Linked DNA regions of Homo sapiens: region 1 is linked to region 2. A link is a loop called in an ENCODE intact Hi-C map of the cell type or tissue named here. Cell type or tissue: mammary epithelial cell. All regions are shown on one strand.

What was found. A loop is a pair of places that touch in the nucleus more often than their neighbours do. Peaks named below come from ENCODE experiments on the same cell type or tissue, not always from the same donor. Only the 100,000 strongest peaks of a DNase experiment are listed, where the experiment ranks them.
Region 1: a loop joins it to region 2, with 4 times the contacts of the local background. A loop is called at or near these places in 3 of 110 quality-filtered maps.

What each region holds. Positions count from the first base shown.
Region 1 is chr2:67,254,907-67,262,906 of GRCh38, reverse strand. All of the region lies in intron 1 of LINC01828 (long intergenic non-protein coding RNA 1828), which reads right to left. Among named protein-coding and RNA genes, the nearest start is that of LINC01829, 44 kb to the right of the region's middle. In mammary epithelial cell, no CTCF peak of the experiment used is centred here; DNase peaks (open chromatin) are centred at 2,916, 3,066, 6,506, 6,766 and 1 weaker place; H3K27ac peaks cover 3,915 bases.
Region 2 is chr2:67,460,573-67,468,572 of GRCh38, reverse strand. LOC107985891 (a long non-coding RNA gene) reads left to right here and starts at 4,076. Exons shown (of 3, transcript XR_001739520.2): 1 at 4,076-4,549; 2 at 6,035-6,170. RefSeq lists an enhancer at 4,202-4,782. In mammary epithelial cell, no CTCF peak of the experiment used is centred here; DNase peaks (open chromatin) are centred at 4,522, 5,292 and 5,612; H3K27ac peaks cover 2,051 bases.

The sequences.
Region 1 (8,000 bases), 210 kb after region 2:
TACAAATTTTCAGTTATGCAAGATGAGTGAGTTCTAGAGATATATTACTGTACAGAATAGTGCCTATAGTTAATAATACTATATGGTATATTTAAAAATTTGCTAAAAGGGTAGATCTTCTGTCAAGTGTTCTTATGACAATAAACAATAATAATAAAGAGGGTGGGAGGAAGCTTTTAGAGGTGATGGACATGTTTATGACATTGACTGTGGTAATGGTTACATGGGTATATACTTACCCATAAACTCAAGTTGTATACTTTAAATATGTACAGCTTTTTGTATGTCCATTATACCTCAAAAAGTGTTTTTTAAAAAATGTTGGCTGGGAGCGGTGGCTCACGCCTGTAATCCCAGAACTTTGGGAGGCCAAGATGGGCAGATCATGAGGTCAGGGGATCGAGACCATCCTGGCTAACATGGTGAAACCCCGTCTCTACTAAAAATACAAAAAAATTAGCCGGCCGTGGTGGCGGGTACCTGTAGTCCCAGCTAGTTGGGAGGCTGAGGCAAGAGAATGGCGTGAACCCAGGAGGTGGAGCTTGCAGTGAGCCGAGATCCCACCACTGCACTCCAGCCTGGGCGACAGAGCACAACAAAAAAGAAAAAGAAAAAAAATTGTCAGTAACAGGTCCGAGTGTAGTGGCTCAAGCCTATAATCACAGCACTTTGGGAGACCAAGGCGGAAGGATTGCTTGAGCCCAGGAGTTCAAGACCAGCCTAGGCAAAATAATGAGACCTCATCTCTTAAAAAAAAAAAAAAAAAAAAAAAAAGGCCGGTAACATGTGGAATGACTACACTTACATCATGTCATGGAAACCTAAATGATACATTACTTAGTGATATAGTTATCTATGTAAAATTAAAAATAAAAGCAAATAAATTATATACAAACAAAAATGAGCCAGAAGACTTGGATTCTAGTCATGTAGACTCTGCTGCATAGGAGGTAACTTTGGACAAGTCACTTCACATCTCTCAACACCAGTTTTCTTACTTATATAATTGAATTCATAATATAACCCTTTATGAGGATCACCTTGTGTGATGTGTATTAAAGCAATTAGCCGAAGCTTAGGTTAGCCCTATGCCTACCGCCCTTACCATCCTGCTTCCCTGGCAAACCAGTTGAAACTTATTTAAATATTTTTTACACTGTGACTGAAACTTCAAATGTCATATATTAAAAACAAAAACAACCTTTAAGATAGTAATCTAGGAGCTTCTGAAATGTATAAATAATGACATCAAACTTCATTTTGTTTTTAGTCCAGACAAACCTTCTGCATAAACACCTATTCCATGGCGTCTTTACGTATGGCCCCAATTTTTCTAAGTAATAGAAAACCAAAATGTATCCTTGGGTTTTGTAAATGGTAATGCACATTGTCTATGGTAGCAGAATCTGTACAAAGGAGGTCATCATTTCCTGGGAAGAGAAGATGAAGAAGTGAATTGAAGAATACAAAACAGAAGGAAAGAAAATGAAAAAGCACCCCATCATCAGATGTGAAGGTCCTAGGGAGTAGAACTCAAGAAATCTGTCAGCTTGAGCAAAACTCAGAACTTGGGGATGAAAAATATGAATGCTAAAACTACAAGTGTGCTGATAGCCTTTTTGCTGGATGGAAAAGAACAAATAATCAACCCACTACAAAGATCGAATCGTGCCGACAGCTCCAGAACGACAGCACTTACTTTGCAGTATGACATGTAGTTTCCATTCAGGGAAGCCCCAGTCAGAGGAGCAGTGTTCCAGTGGGTGGGTCTGACGTCAGGAAGGTGGATTCCATCCGACTTACAGCTGCACCAAAGGCCGACTTTGGCAGCAATTCCTGGGCTATAATTTTATAAACAGTCTTCTCTTCCCAGACTTCCAATGTGAATTTAGACCTCAGCACAGATTCTGTCTCACATCTTTATTCTGTGTCATCACATTCTAATCCGATGACAAACAGTTGGTCTGAGATTTCAGTATATTACTATATTAGTACAATTTATGTCCTGTGTGGAAGTTGATGAAGTGTAAAGACTATACTGCGGACTCGCCTGGATTCTAATCCAGCACCTAAACGGATAGTGTTGCTTTGGTGATCACAACAGCACTGTGTTATGAAATCAAATAGCTAGTTTGTGGTGCTGGCTCACTAGAAGGCACTGGCAGTGCTATTAATCACATTTTCCAAAAACTGGGCCAAAGCGCTGTGATTCTTCTTAAAATAATCATCACTATAATTTGGCATCGAGTCATGCCATGTTTTGCTTGATAAGGTTTACAGAAATATTATTTTTAAATGCATACTCTACGTTAAATAAGAAAGATATGTAGAATGCAGTGGATTCAGCTGAGTAGTCAGAAGATAACTACAGAGGTTACACGAGGCTGCCACTGCCCCATCAAGCAGACAGCGGCTTGATTCTCCCTGCTTAGAGAAAGAGGTAGTGCTAGATGGCAAACCAATTAGCCAAGTGCATTCTCATTCCAAGTTTCCTTCAGCTTATTTTTATTTTTTTTTTTTTAAGAAATTTCCACCACTTGAAAGTAGTGCAGTCTCCTGGCACATCCCAGAAGAAGTAGACCTTAAATAGATGAGCTCAAGAAGGATAGAAAGTAAATCAATTTCCATTTTCACAAGCCTGAGTCTGCTTATTTTCAGAGAGGACAAATCATGCAGAAAATAGTGCCAAATTACTCATGGTTTAATGACAATTTCGCAGAAAAGGCAACTGATCTCCACAGCTGTTATGCTCAGGACTATGTCTGGAGAGAGGTGGCTAGACCTGGATTGGGGTATCAGGGTGAGGACTTAATGCCTCAGGGACTAAAGCCTCACTCTGCTTCCTGGCTTGGCGTGGTGATGTAAACAAGATGCTCTACCTCGGGCAGCTGCCAAGTTGCTCTGCAGTACTCAATGGTATTTGTCATGTCTCCTTATGGCTGGCCTTTTTATCCTTGCTGAAACAAAAGAGATCAAACAATGTCATGTGGTATTACTTGAAGTAAATTCTTGGCCAACTCAACTATTTGCATGATAGTGTCTGGTTTATAACTTCTCTTTATTTTTGTTAGATCAACAGATATTTTTCAGGCCATGCTCCTTTTTGAAAGGGTGAGTATACGGGGAGGGATTATGTGCTAATTTTGCTGGACTATTTTAAAACTTTTAAAAGGAAGAGAAGTAGATGATTAGGCCTTTAGTCATGAGACATGACCTCAGTTTTCTCATAATGTTAAACAGGTAGATGTTGACTTATTGGGCTATTTCTTTCCTTGAACATTGCTCATTGTTGTTAGGGCTATGACATCAGCAGAGGCATGGGAACGTAGTACATTTTCTATAAGTGTGTATCAATTTCCCTATCTCATTGGGCTTGCTTTCATAAATATTTTTTAAAAATTTCTCCACCAGAGCACATCCAAAAGAAATACATGACCCGTATAGATAATTTTAAATTTTTTAGTAGCTACATCAAAAAAGTAAGAGCAGTGAAAGTAATTTTCATAACACATTTTATTTAACCCAATATATCTAAAATATCATTTCAACATAGAATATTACAAAAAATTGCTAATGATACATTTCACATTCATTTTTTCATACCATGTCTTAGAAATCCAGTCCATACAACATACCTCAATTTGAACTAGCCACATTTTAAGTGCTCAGTAGCCACGTGGGGCAGGTGGCCACTGTATTGGACAGCACAGATTGAGACTAAACATGATTACCCCAGCTGTTTTCAAAGTGTGTTTGCAATACCAGTGTAAGATTTTGCAGTATTCAGAAATAATCAAGGCTATAGAAGCCTTATATTATTTTATGTGAACACTTTCAGCGTGTCAAGGCACAAAATAAGTATGTATAAATTTGCTTGCCAGCAGGATTTCTTCTTAGTCACCTATTTAAACTACAAGGATGCCAGTAACCCATAGTGAAACCATAAATATTGGATTTATTATTCCTCCTTTCAATGGTATGACAGACATGTGTACTTAAATGGAGAGACAATTTACAATTGTGAAACATACTTTTTATTATTCCTGTCAAAATTATACTATTTTATTTTTTTTAACTAGAAAAGCCACATGATAAGTAAACTCTAGATTGAAATTCAGAAATATCACCCCTAAGATGAGAATACAGTTGACATACGGTTTGGGTGTCTGGGTCATGGTTTGATTCCACATATGGTGGTTCTTCCATGTAACAAACTGTGATCTCAGCTTGTACCACTCTAGTAAGAAGTCACTATTACTTTGATTTGATTAGCTAATCAGAATCTAAGGTTTAAGTTGAAAGGAAAAACAGGAAGATATATTTAATTCTATTATTTGTGAGATGAGAGGGCTGGACTACAATCAGGGGTTGACAAACTTTTCTGTAAAGAGCCAGGGAGTAAATATATTTTAGGTTTTGTGGGCCACACACTCTGATGCAAGATTCAGCTCTGTTGCTGCAGAGGGAAAGCAGCTACAGAACATATATAAATGCATAAGTGTGGCCAGATTTGGTCCAGTATTTGATCACCGGACGAGGTCAAGGACAATAGACGTGATCTATTTCTACTTCTCCCATCCTCCTAAGCAACGCTGGCTCACTGAATGCAGCATCCCCACTGAGTGTAAATGCAGGTCACAGTCCTTTACAACATAGTACTCCAGGCAACCACTACATGACATTTAGAATTGGCATGTTCATTGAAACTTAGTTTTTGTTATCCCTAGATGATTTATAGGACTGTATCTATTTGAGAAATTATCATTTTTACCATGGATATGCACTTTAATATTTGGAATAAAGAAAAGAGTACTATACACTATGTTTTAAATTTAATGGAGGTGAAAGGAATTTTTAGAAACTTGTGTTGTTTGAGAAAGAAGGCCTGCTACCTGCATTTGTCCTGGGATAGACTGTAAGCTATCTACTTACCTCAGGGTCAATCTGTTCTTGGCAGAAAGATGAAATCTGCTCATCACCATCCAGCCTTTAATCTGAAGAAGAGGAATAGTGATGCCATGGGATATGACATTGTTCAAGGGAGAGGTCTAGTCTCCTTACCAGCAGAGGTAACACCCATTTTGTAGGTCAATTGAAGGACCTTGCTTGAGATCCTGAGGCTCGATTTGAATGTATGGCTGTAGGAGGATAGTATTAGGCTTGGGGGCTTATGAGGAGTAAGAATAACAGACAAAGATATTCTAGAAGGCACTGGAGATAACCACCTTGTTATTAGAGAAAAAAAGGTTAACGTTGCTTCTGTTGATTTTTGGAGAATTCATAGGGTTTTTTTTTTCCTATTGAAAGTTGTAATTCTAAGGCCATAAGGTGGCTTATGCCTGTAATCCCAGCACTTTGGGAGGCCGAGGCGGGTGGATCACGAGGTCAGGAGATCGAGACCATCCTGGCTAACACAGTGAAACCCTGTCTCTACTAAAAATACAAAAAATTAGCTGGGTGTGGTGGCATGCGCCTGTAGTCCCAGCTACTTAGGAGGCTGAGGCAGGAGAAAGGCGTGAACCCAGCAGGCGGAGCTTGCAGTGAGCAGAGATTGCGCCACTGCACTCCATCCTGGGCGACAGAGTGAGACTCCATCTCAAACAAAAAAAAAAAAAAAAAGAAAATTATAGTTCTAAAACAGATTATTTATTAGCGCTTTTCTTTAAGGGCCATAGACTTCCTCTACTCATACTTTTATGCTCTGAGTCATGCCTGTGGCATAAATAATAAAGAACTGATTATTTTTCCATTACAACGAATGAGTAGGATGAGTTGGTTTAGGTATCCTATTCCATTCCAAGAATGGTTTCTTGGAATGTGGATCACTGAGAAGAAAACAACATTAACATCAGCAATGGCAAACTAACGTCATTGCAGAATCCTGGAATGTTAAAGCAGAATCATGGCAGTTAAGCCCAACATTTTACAGATGAAGAAATTGAGGTGAGAAGAAGTGAGACCTTGACTTGTTCAAGGACACTCAGCTAGTAATGACTGAGATTAGAACACAAATCTCACTCTGCATCCAGTACACTTTCTGTTTATACTCATTAGTGTTTTCATGTTTCCTATTTTCTTCTCTTTGGCAGACAGCTAGATCCTCCTTCCAATCATTCAGCGAAGGTCTTCTAGGTGCCTGGTGCTATACCAGGTTCTGTCATGTAGGTTACTGTATTTAATCTTTCTGAATCTCCACAGCATCTCCCTGCTATTATCCCCATTTTACACTTGGAGAAACAGGATCACAGAGAGATGAAGTGATGTGGCCAGGTGACATGGCCATCAGGTGACAGAATCGGAATTATAATCCAGTTCTCTGTACTCCAAATCCGAATCTACTGCACTAGATTTGGTAGGAATGTTTAGCTAACATTTGAAATAGTTGACTCACTTTTTAACTTGCAGGTGGAAAATAGAACAGCAGTTGCTTTACTGACTCTAAAACCAGCTGCTTGAATTGTGGTTGCCCCTGTCCTGTTCCCTCTGGTCTCTGTTGCAATGTTAGTTTCCTTAGTGAAGCAATGGGTGAGAAATAAACAACATAGACAAGCTGTGGGAGGTGAGGGATGCCATTAGTCTTAGGTTTGTAGGTTTAGAAAAGATCTAGAGGGCAGATACAAGAACTCCCTTCTCTTTACAGACTAGGAACTTCACACTCCAAACCATAAAGCAAGTTAGGGTTGAGTCCTAGAATAGGGGGAGAGTCAATAGGTTCTTTCTGTATTATCTGTGATACCTGTAATACATACTTGATACTGATTGCATGTGATTAAACAGGTTGCAACTTGTCTTTATTTTTTGGAGATGTAATTGGAGGCTGGCTTCCTCATCAAAACAGAATGAGTCATTGTGAAAACACAACTTAAGGATATACATTAGAAAATCTAATAATTTTAGGTACAAAGTACTTGAGATGATTTGGTTCAATTCTTTTATTTTACAAATGCATAAATGAAAGCCCAAAGAAATGAAATGGCCACCTGGCATCTCACAGCTTGTTTGTGGCAATAATTCGGCCTTCCGTGCCTGGTGGAGTGTCCTGCCACCACCACACACACAGGTCTTGTGAGGCAAATTTCCACATAAACAAAATGTAGAAATTTTCATATATTTTGTTTGTGTATAAAACATTATTAGAGCCAATTCTTCTAAATCTTTGCGCTATTTGCTCCAATGAACATTTATTGACATTTCATCACTAGTTAGAGACTTAATCCTGGGTTTAAAGGTACACTCTTCAATCTAGAAGTTTTTACTTCTAAGTAATTGTGACCTTGGTGATCTTTGCCATTCATCTTTCAATCTTGTCTAGTCCACTCTAGGAACTTGATGCTTCAAACCACAAAGCTGGTTAAGGCTGAGTCCTAGAATAATAAAGTCATAATAATATAGGTAGTCTTAGTTCTTGCTCCTATTAAGCTGTGTGGTTGCAGACAGTTTGTTCTCAATATATATGTATGGATCCAGACTGAGGGTTGTCCTTAGGGAAGTTAACTCCCCTGCACTTATGGCCTGCCCGGTAAACAAGCTGTCGGAGATTCTGTTGTTTAAGAAAAATTCTAGAGTCAGAAAAGTAAGGTGATGCTGGCATGGGACTTGATGTAGGACACTGCCAATGTGCATGGAAATGCTCACCAGGCTGCAGCTGACGTCTAAGGTGGCCAAGGGGAGGTGGCATTTGCCACAGTTCACCTCCTACCCCACTCAGTGACACTCGTGTGTCATATTAGGTCCACTCTGTCCCTGACATTTCAGAAAGACTTAAGACAGATATGTATAGTCCCCTCTGCTACAGCTGGGAAGTAATTAATGAAGAAATAACTCTCCTGTTCTACTCATTCTGGGTTTTTCTCACTTTCAGCCAAATGTTTCTTTGGCTCATGGTGGGCCTCATGTCCTCTTCCTTGAGGGGTCTGGTTCTTGGTTGCCTTACTTTTGTCAGGTTGAAGTTGCCATGACTGCCCTTTCCCTGTTCTCACAATCATGACAGCACCAAGAGG
Region 2 (8,000 bases):
TATTAGTCATTATTGACATTATTTTTAAAGTTTTCAAGTGCAAGCACTAATTAAAAGGATAAGATTCTAACCGTTTAATTAAGTTTGATGAGTTATAGAATTTTTGAGGATGGTAAGCAAGTATTTGCCTGGGTTGCATCATCAAAGGCATCAGATGAAGAATTGTTTCAATCTAAGGCATGTTTCTCAATAAATGCTTCATTTACACAAGCTAGAATTTTCAATTCTTATCCAATGTTATATATAGTTGTCTAGATGAATCTTTGAATTACTGTGTAACTATTAATAACTGTTCACAATGCACATTGTATATCTACCTTGTACCTAAAGGCCATGATAATGATTATAGAAATAAAAATGAATGAAATGGTCCACATTCAAAGACATACTATCTAGTAAAGGAAACAGATGTAAAACAAACAAATACCATACAGTGTACCAATCTCATTTGTATCTGTACAAAGATAGCCCAGAGGAAGAAATGACAATTTTTTTTCTGTAGAAGTCAAGGAAAAGGTAAACCCAAGCAGAATCTTTATTTTATTTTATTTTATTTTATTTTATTTGAGATGGAGTCTTGCTCTGTCACCAGGCTGGAGTGCAGTGGCGTGATCTCGGCTCATTGCAACCTCCACCTCCCGGGTGCAAGCAATTCTCCTGCCTCAGCCTCCCGAGTAGCTGGGATTACAGGCACCCGCCACCACACCCAGCTAATTTTTGTATTTTTAATAGAGACGGGGTTTCACCATGTTGGCCAGGAGGGTCTTGATCTCCTGACCTCGTGATCTGCCCACCTTAGCCTCCCAAAGTGCTGGGATTACAGGCATGAGCAAATCTTAAAATATTAATAGAAGCATGCTACAGTCACAAAAGGAAGATGATTTGTACACAGGAAATAATGTTTAGGAGAGCATTAAAGAATGAAACACCAGAGAGAGAAAAAGGGAAGAGAGAGATACAAAACTTCAAACAGCTTTGTGTAGTTAGAACGCAGGCAGCAAGAGGAGGGAGATGAGGCTGGCCATGCTGTCAGGAACTAAATCATGCAAAGCCTTTTGTGCAATACAAAGAAACTTGGCTTTGATTCTGTGGACAATGGTGAACCATGAAAAAGTTTGTGATTTAAAAAATATTACTCTAGAGGCACTTTGGAGGCTGGATTAGGGATTTCAAGGGAGACAGATTAGAATCAGGAAGGCTCTATGGGTGGTCATTATATAGTCCAAATGAAAGATAAAGTGGATCTTAAATAGAGTGAATAAAATAAATATGAGAACTACTAGAAAGGAAGACTTGATTGATTGAATTTGGAGTCAGAGAGAGGAATGGAAGACTTTGAGCCTTAGCAAAGAACCTCGGTATAGCATTTAAGAAAGGGTGGCATTCACAAATGCAGAGGTTAGAGGTAGTCTTGAAATTGTTTTTAATTACTCATTAGCAGAAATGATCATTATTCTCAACTCATACTCAGGTTCCAGAGATAGGGAAGTGGCATGTTCCATCATACACCACCGCACTTGGCAGATTCCTGGGAAAACAATCAGTAACTCCCCTGTAGGCCCTGTGAGAACAGCTCAGAAGCTACAGTCAACAGAGTTGGGCCAGAGCTGTCCCTACTTAAAACAACCAGTAGGGATGAAAAAAATTCAGTAAGTCGTTTGGTTGTTTGGTCTACATGACACTGCCCCCTACTATCTCTGAACCTGGAAGAAAGTCCTACATACACACAAGCACACACAGAGACACACACAAACACATCAGAACAATTGGAGGAGTATTCTCACGGATATAATTGGATATTTTGACTGTAAATGCCATGTCCATGGAAACGAAGATGATCTCAGTACTGGGGAACCTACTCATCTCAAGAGCAAACATTTGTTTCAGATATGTTCTGAAATGCCAATATTTGTTAGAGGAGAATTTGCTTCTGGATATTTCTCTAATTTCTGCCTTTGCTGCTGTTGCTGTTCCAAAAATCTTAGGCTTTTCCAATACAATTATTCCCTGAATATAAAAATATAGATACCTAGCTATGACCCAGGTATTGTGATGAGTTTTACATAACTTACCTCATTTAATCCCCACAACGACCTACAGATATATACTGACACTATCCTAATTTTTTTTTTCTTGAGATGGAGTCTTTCTCTGTCCCCCAGGCTGGAGTGCAGTGGCACAATCTCAGCTCATTGCAAGCTCTGCCTCCTGGGTTGATGCCGTTCTCCTGCCTCAGCCTCCCAAGTAGCTGGGACTACAGGTGCCTGCCACCACACCTGGCTAATTTTTTATATTTTTAGTAGAGATGGGGTTTCACCATGTTATCCAGGATGGTCTCGATCTCCTGACCTCGTGATCTGCCCGCCTCAGCCTCCCAAAGTGCTGGGATTACAGGCGTGAGCCACCACGCCCAGGCCTATCTTAAATTTTTAGATAAAGAAACAGAAGCACAGAGAGGTTAAATGACTTGCGCAAGGTCACACAGCTAGGAAATGTACAGACAGGGTTCAACCCCAAGAAGCCTGGCTGCTTATCCAAATGATCTTATCCAAATGCACTTCCCATGTTCAGTTTATTTGGATTTACCATTGGACCATATTTCCTTGGACACAAGATTACAACACAACCATTTCAATTATTGCCAACCCTTTGTCATTTACAAGCTCAAAGTGCAAATCTGTAGTCACATGATCCCATGCAAATTTCAGAAAGCCTAAAATGATGAGCTCACACACCCAGTCTGGTGACTTTACATTGAGATCCAGCTAAACTGCATGAATTATCAAGGCTAAAATTAGGACTCTTACATCTTAGCTAACACCTGCCTCTCTCTGTGCTAAAATATAATTAGCTGCTTTTCCTGGGGGAAATTGTAAAACTGAATGCAATTAAACAAAAGGAGAGACAGCAGATTGTACAGCAAAACAAAACAAAACAAAAAGTACTTAAAAAGCCAAGATAGATACATATTCAAAGGTAGCAATTTCAGAGGCAAGGCAGACCTTTCTTATTTTGCAGTAATGTTCTGAATGGCAAAGAGCATGGCCTTTGGCACATGCTTGGTCCTCCATGTTTGTTCACTGCTATGCACACTGTTTGGGGTTGAATTAGGACTTTGGCAGGGCAGCCATTCTCTAGCTATGGTTGTATATTCATTGATGACCCCAAAAAGCAGGTGATCTGTGCCATCCAGTCCACATGCCTCACACCCAAATAGCCCAGTGGAAAGATCCCTCAAGTGCCACATGTGAGTCCTGGATGCTCGTAGAGGCTCTTGTGCTAGCTAAAGTTGTGGGATGTGGTTCCAGTTGCTTGACTTCTCTTGGTCTAGCTTTTCTTGCACTGAAATGACAAGAAAATGATCCCTGCCCTATTTTCCTCAGGAGAATACAGTGAGACTCAGAAAGGGCTAAAAACAAATAGGCCACTTTACTCAAGTTTTGCCAATGAAATGCCTAGAATACAACCATTTGTAGAAATAAGTTCACAAGTGGTTGAAAAGGCAATGAGCAAAATTCTAGGGGAAGACTCCATTACTTAAGACAAAGACATCACCTTTCCCAAACAGGATGTAGAAACTGCCACTGTCCAAAAGGTAGGCCAAAAAATAAAACCCACCAACAAGCAAACAAACCAACCCATGGTCCAGTCACTAACCATGAAAAGGTTTGTAAGTGCATCAGAGGAGATTAATCCTTAACTGGAGAGAAATAATAATCAAGGTATATGTGTACCACAAAACATTGTAGCTGGGAAAAAGAGACTTTAGGGAGGAGAAACAGGAAGAAGAAAACTAAAGCTTAGTGTTAGTCTCATACTACAACATGTCAGCCCAAGATACTATGGGCTGTTTTACTGAACAGGGCAAAGCTGCTTTAATTTAGCGGTGTTTATTTGGAAAGGTTTGCTATCCCAGTGCTCTTTGCAGTACACCACATATGCTGGTGTGTTTTTTGGCTGTACCTGGAGGCGTGCTGTGGGCTGACGAATGTCCAGGTGTGAAAATTCACGTTAGCCATGTATATGCACTGTGGATTTATTTCTTTGCACTTTTTTTGCCCTCCTAATTGAAATAGTAAAATTGACTATACTCAAAGCTTGAATAGTCCCCCAGACATTAGTGTTATAAATTAATGATTAGAAATATAATTCCTTGTATACGTCTTTCTGCCATCGCATCTTTCAAATGCAAAGTCAGTATGGAATAAGAATCAGAGAAATGTAACCTGACATTGAACTTGAAACCAAACACATTGACAAAACAAAAGAACACAAGCAGAAAAAAAGAAAAGGGAACTTTGAAAATCATCTTCATAAGGCATTCTGAATCTGCAACAATCTATTTTTCCAGATTAACAAATCTTGGTCTCTTCTAGGTGTTTTGAACTAGATTACTGACTGGCCATCTGTGGCAGGCCCACTCCTGGATGTCATGCCCCTGTTAATGAAATCTGGGCGTGCGCTCGTAAACAGACCTGGTGAATGGTAGACGTCAGCCATTGCGTGATGGACAATCATCAATCATCCATTGTCAGTTATTTCTGTCCCAGTGAGTAAGCCTTTATTTAAAGCATTAAGTAAGAATGTTGCCAGACCACAGGAACAAGCCCTGAGCTGTTTGCAGGTGCTGCTATTCACAGCTGCCAATTAAACCCCTGACATTTCCATATTGGCCATGAGGCACAGCATATGCTTTTGACATACCAATTCTTTAAAAAAAAAAAAATCACCAATCTCAGATTATCAATACATGCCTTTTTCTTTTTCCATGGTTACTACATGAAGCTTTTTAAAATTGTTTATTTTACAAATAGAGGAAGGAGAATCAGAAAAAGTTCTAGTGAACTGAATTATTAAGATGTGCACATAATATTCTTTCTTGTGGGAAAGTGGCTGGCATTTCTGATGTGAAAAGTCTTCCCTGATGCCTAAATCTACATAGCAAAGTCTCCTATCAGGACTTCAACATTAAAAAATATTTTTCTTGCCTTTTTACTTATATTTTTTTCTTTTTGATTCTCAAATAGTAATACTATTTTAATGTAATCCAGTACATTAAAACTAGATATTGCAATTTTGATTATGATTCTGTGTCTTTCATTGAGATGCAAAATGATTATAGTTTGCAAGTGTGCCTTGTATTTAAATAATTTCATGAAATTTGCAGAGACTTTTTATTTAGTCTCAAATGTAAGTACATGAAAGGGTGTGTTCCTAGGCAAAGGGTGTGTTCCTAGGCAAAGGGTGTGTTCCTAGGTAAAGGGTGTGTTCCTGTGTGTTACATCATGGCTTTACATTCACATATTTCCAGGTTGGAAGATAAAAGCATCCAACCACTCTCAGAGGATCATAGGCGTAGTGGATGTATTCACCTATAAGTACTATAAATAGGCAGGGGCAGGGGAGAAGAGCCTACATGCACCTTTCAGGAATATTTCACTGTTTTTTATTGATTTTCACTTTTTCTAGATATGGGTAGCTCTTGATAAGAAATGAATTGTGGTGACAATCATGAAAATTTTAACTAAATCATTCTTTCTGGTTAGTCTTTAGAAAATAAAGGCATGTTCTATGTGGTTTCCTATTGTTTTGCCAACAATAGCATCAAAATCATCTGTGATTAAGTATGAGTCTCTATTTTCAAGGTTGAGCAACAGACCTTGATATGGAACTACCACCCTCTTCTTTCCCCATCCTCTGTCCATAGAGCTGAGCTGAACAGAGTTACTTCCACATTTTCTTGAAATCTCTAAATCCCGCTACTTTCAGGGACATTTGTTGAGGAAAGCAAAGTTGACAAGCTAGGATTTCTTTCAAATAAACTGAGCTGATGACTGTAGCAGGTGAGTTTTTTTTTCCCATAGCGATAATTTTACATTCTTTTCCTGCTTCTGAGAGGAGGAAAACGTTGCCATCTTATTTGACAGATGCTCAGTAGTGTTTCATCTTTAAAAAGAGAGAATATTTGTTATTGCCATCTATGTAATGAAAGAGTACTTAAAAAGAGCAGTCTTTTTTTTTTTTTTTTTTTAAGAGACAGGGTCTCTCTATGTTGCCCAGGCTGGAGTGCAGTGACTATTCACAGGTGCAATCAGAGCTCATCATAGTCTCCAAACTCCTGCTCTCAAGTGATCTTCCTGCCTCAGCTTACGTAGTAGTGGAGACAGCAGGTATGTGTCTGGCTAAAAGAGCTATCTTTTAATAAAAATATTTTTCCTCTGTAAATTAATTTTGTCGTAAGAGCTGCCTCACCAACCTAATGTATGGTGAAGACCTGAACAAGAGTGAAAATTTTAGCATTATATGAAGATGCAATGGCTTGCAATGGCCTTGAGCCCTTGGGCTACATGAACACTTACCACTGAACAGAGCTGAGGATGCTGAGCTGTGGCATTGGCTTTAGGCTGTTCATTTGTGATAATGTCTTCCCACAGGCTTTGTGATACAAAATGAAAGGAAAGGTCTGGATTTGCCGCCCTGATGCTCTGTGCCTAACTAGCACCCTATGCGCCGCTTATCTCCACTTGATTCCAGGTCTTCCAAGTGCCCCTGGTTGTAGTCATAATGATAGTAATAGTGATGAGGACAATGATCACAATAATAATAATGGAAGCCATCATTATGGCAGGCAGCTTTGGACTGTAGTTGAGAGTGCAGATTCCGTAGCGAGCCAGACTGGTTTTAATCTTGCCTCTGCCAATTACAAGCCATGAGACCCTGGTCAAGTTACTTAATCCATTTGTTCTTCAGTTGCTTTCTCTGTGAAATGGAGGGAGTAATAGCAACTACCTCATTGGTACATCGAATGCTTAGAGCAGTACCTGGAACATCTGGGACATACTTCAGGAAGTGCTAGAGGAGTGTTAGATAAAATAAATGAGTATTCCTAGTATATCTGCACAGGAGATTTCATCTTAATTCTAATGCATTTTTGCTATACACACACACACACACACACACACACACACACACACACACACACATATATATATATATATATATATATATATATATAGAGAGAGAGAGAGAGAGAGAGAGAGAGAGAGTTATTCCAGTTTTTCAGGTGGGGGAATTGAGGCTGTATGAGGTTAAGTAATATCTCCCAAGGCTGCCAGCTAGTGATTTGCCAAATGGTGATTTTAACCTGGGTTGGTGTAATTTCAAAACCCATGCTCTTTCCATCTCCAGGCTTCCTATCCTATGCAGTCATTTCACAACCGTATACCAATGATCAAAAGAAAAGTGGCAAGGGATTGAAGGAAATAGAAACAGAATAAGAAACCTCAGAGAAAGCAAGAATTTCACAGTGTAAGGGCATCAGGAAATCCTCTAAGGACAGAGGTAGATAAACACTTTCCCAAGGTCAGAAGCCCAGCAGTCACCACACTTATAGATCCTGAGTTCACTCATTCATTCATTTGACAGATATGTATGTTCCTTATATTTCCACAAAAGGGTTGGCAACCTCATGTGTAGCCATTTAATAAGAGCATGTGTTCTATGTAACTTTGTCAAAGAAAGAGGCCCAGGAAAGCCACAGGAAAAGATACTGATGGGAAGATGCCAGGAGTTTCCTGGTGATTGAATCTGATTTGGTAAGTTCTGGGGCTGCTGCTTCTCCCCTGCTTGGATCTCTGAAGGTAGAGAAGGCAAGGAATGGGACAAGGGAAGGGCTGGCTGTCCCAAGACTGGGTGTCATCAGCACATACAAGTTGTCTTTATCGAGGCTAACTGGTATTGGTTTTGGCAGTATTGACGTGGTGATGTTATGTTTCCAATGTTTCCAAGTTCGAAAGACATAGGTCTTTTATTTCCTTTCTGCCTACTAAGATTATTTAGGCTCCACACATGCAAAGCAGAGTATTATGCAATAAATTAATCATATCAGAGCAAAGTAGCCACTGAAAAATTGCCAAACACCATAAACATTGGTCAAAATGGAGTCCAACCATTTGCACGGAGAATAATTGGACCTGTGGATTCACTTGAGGTAACTAAGC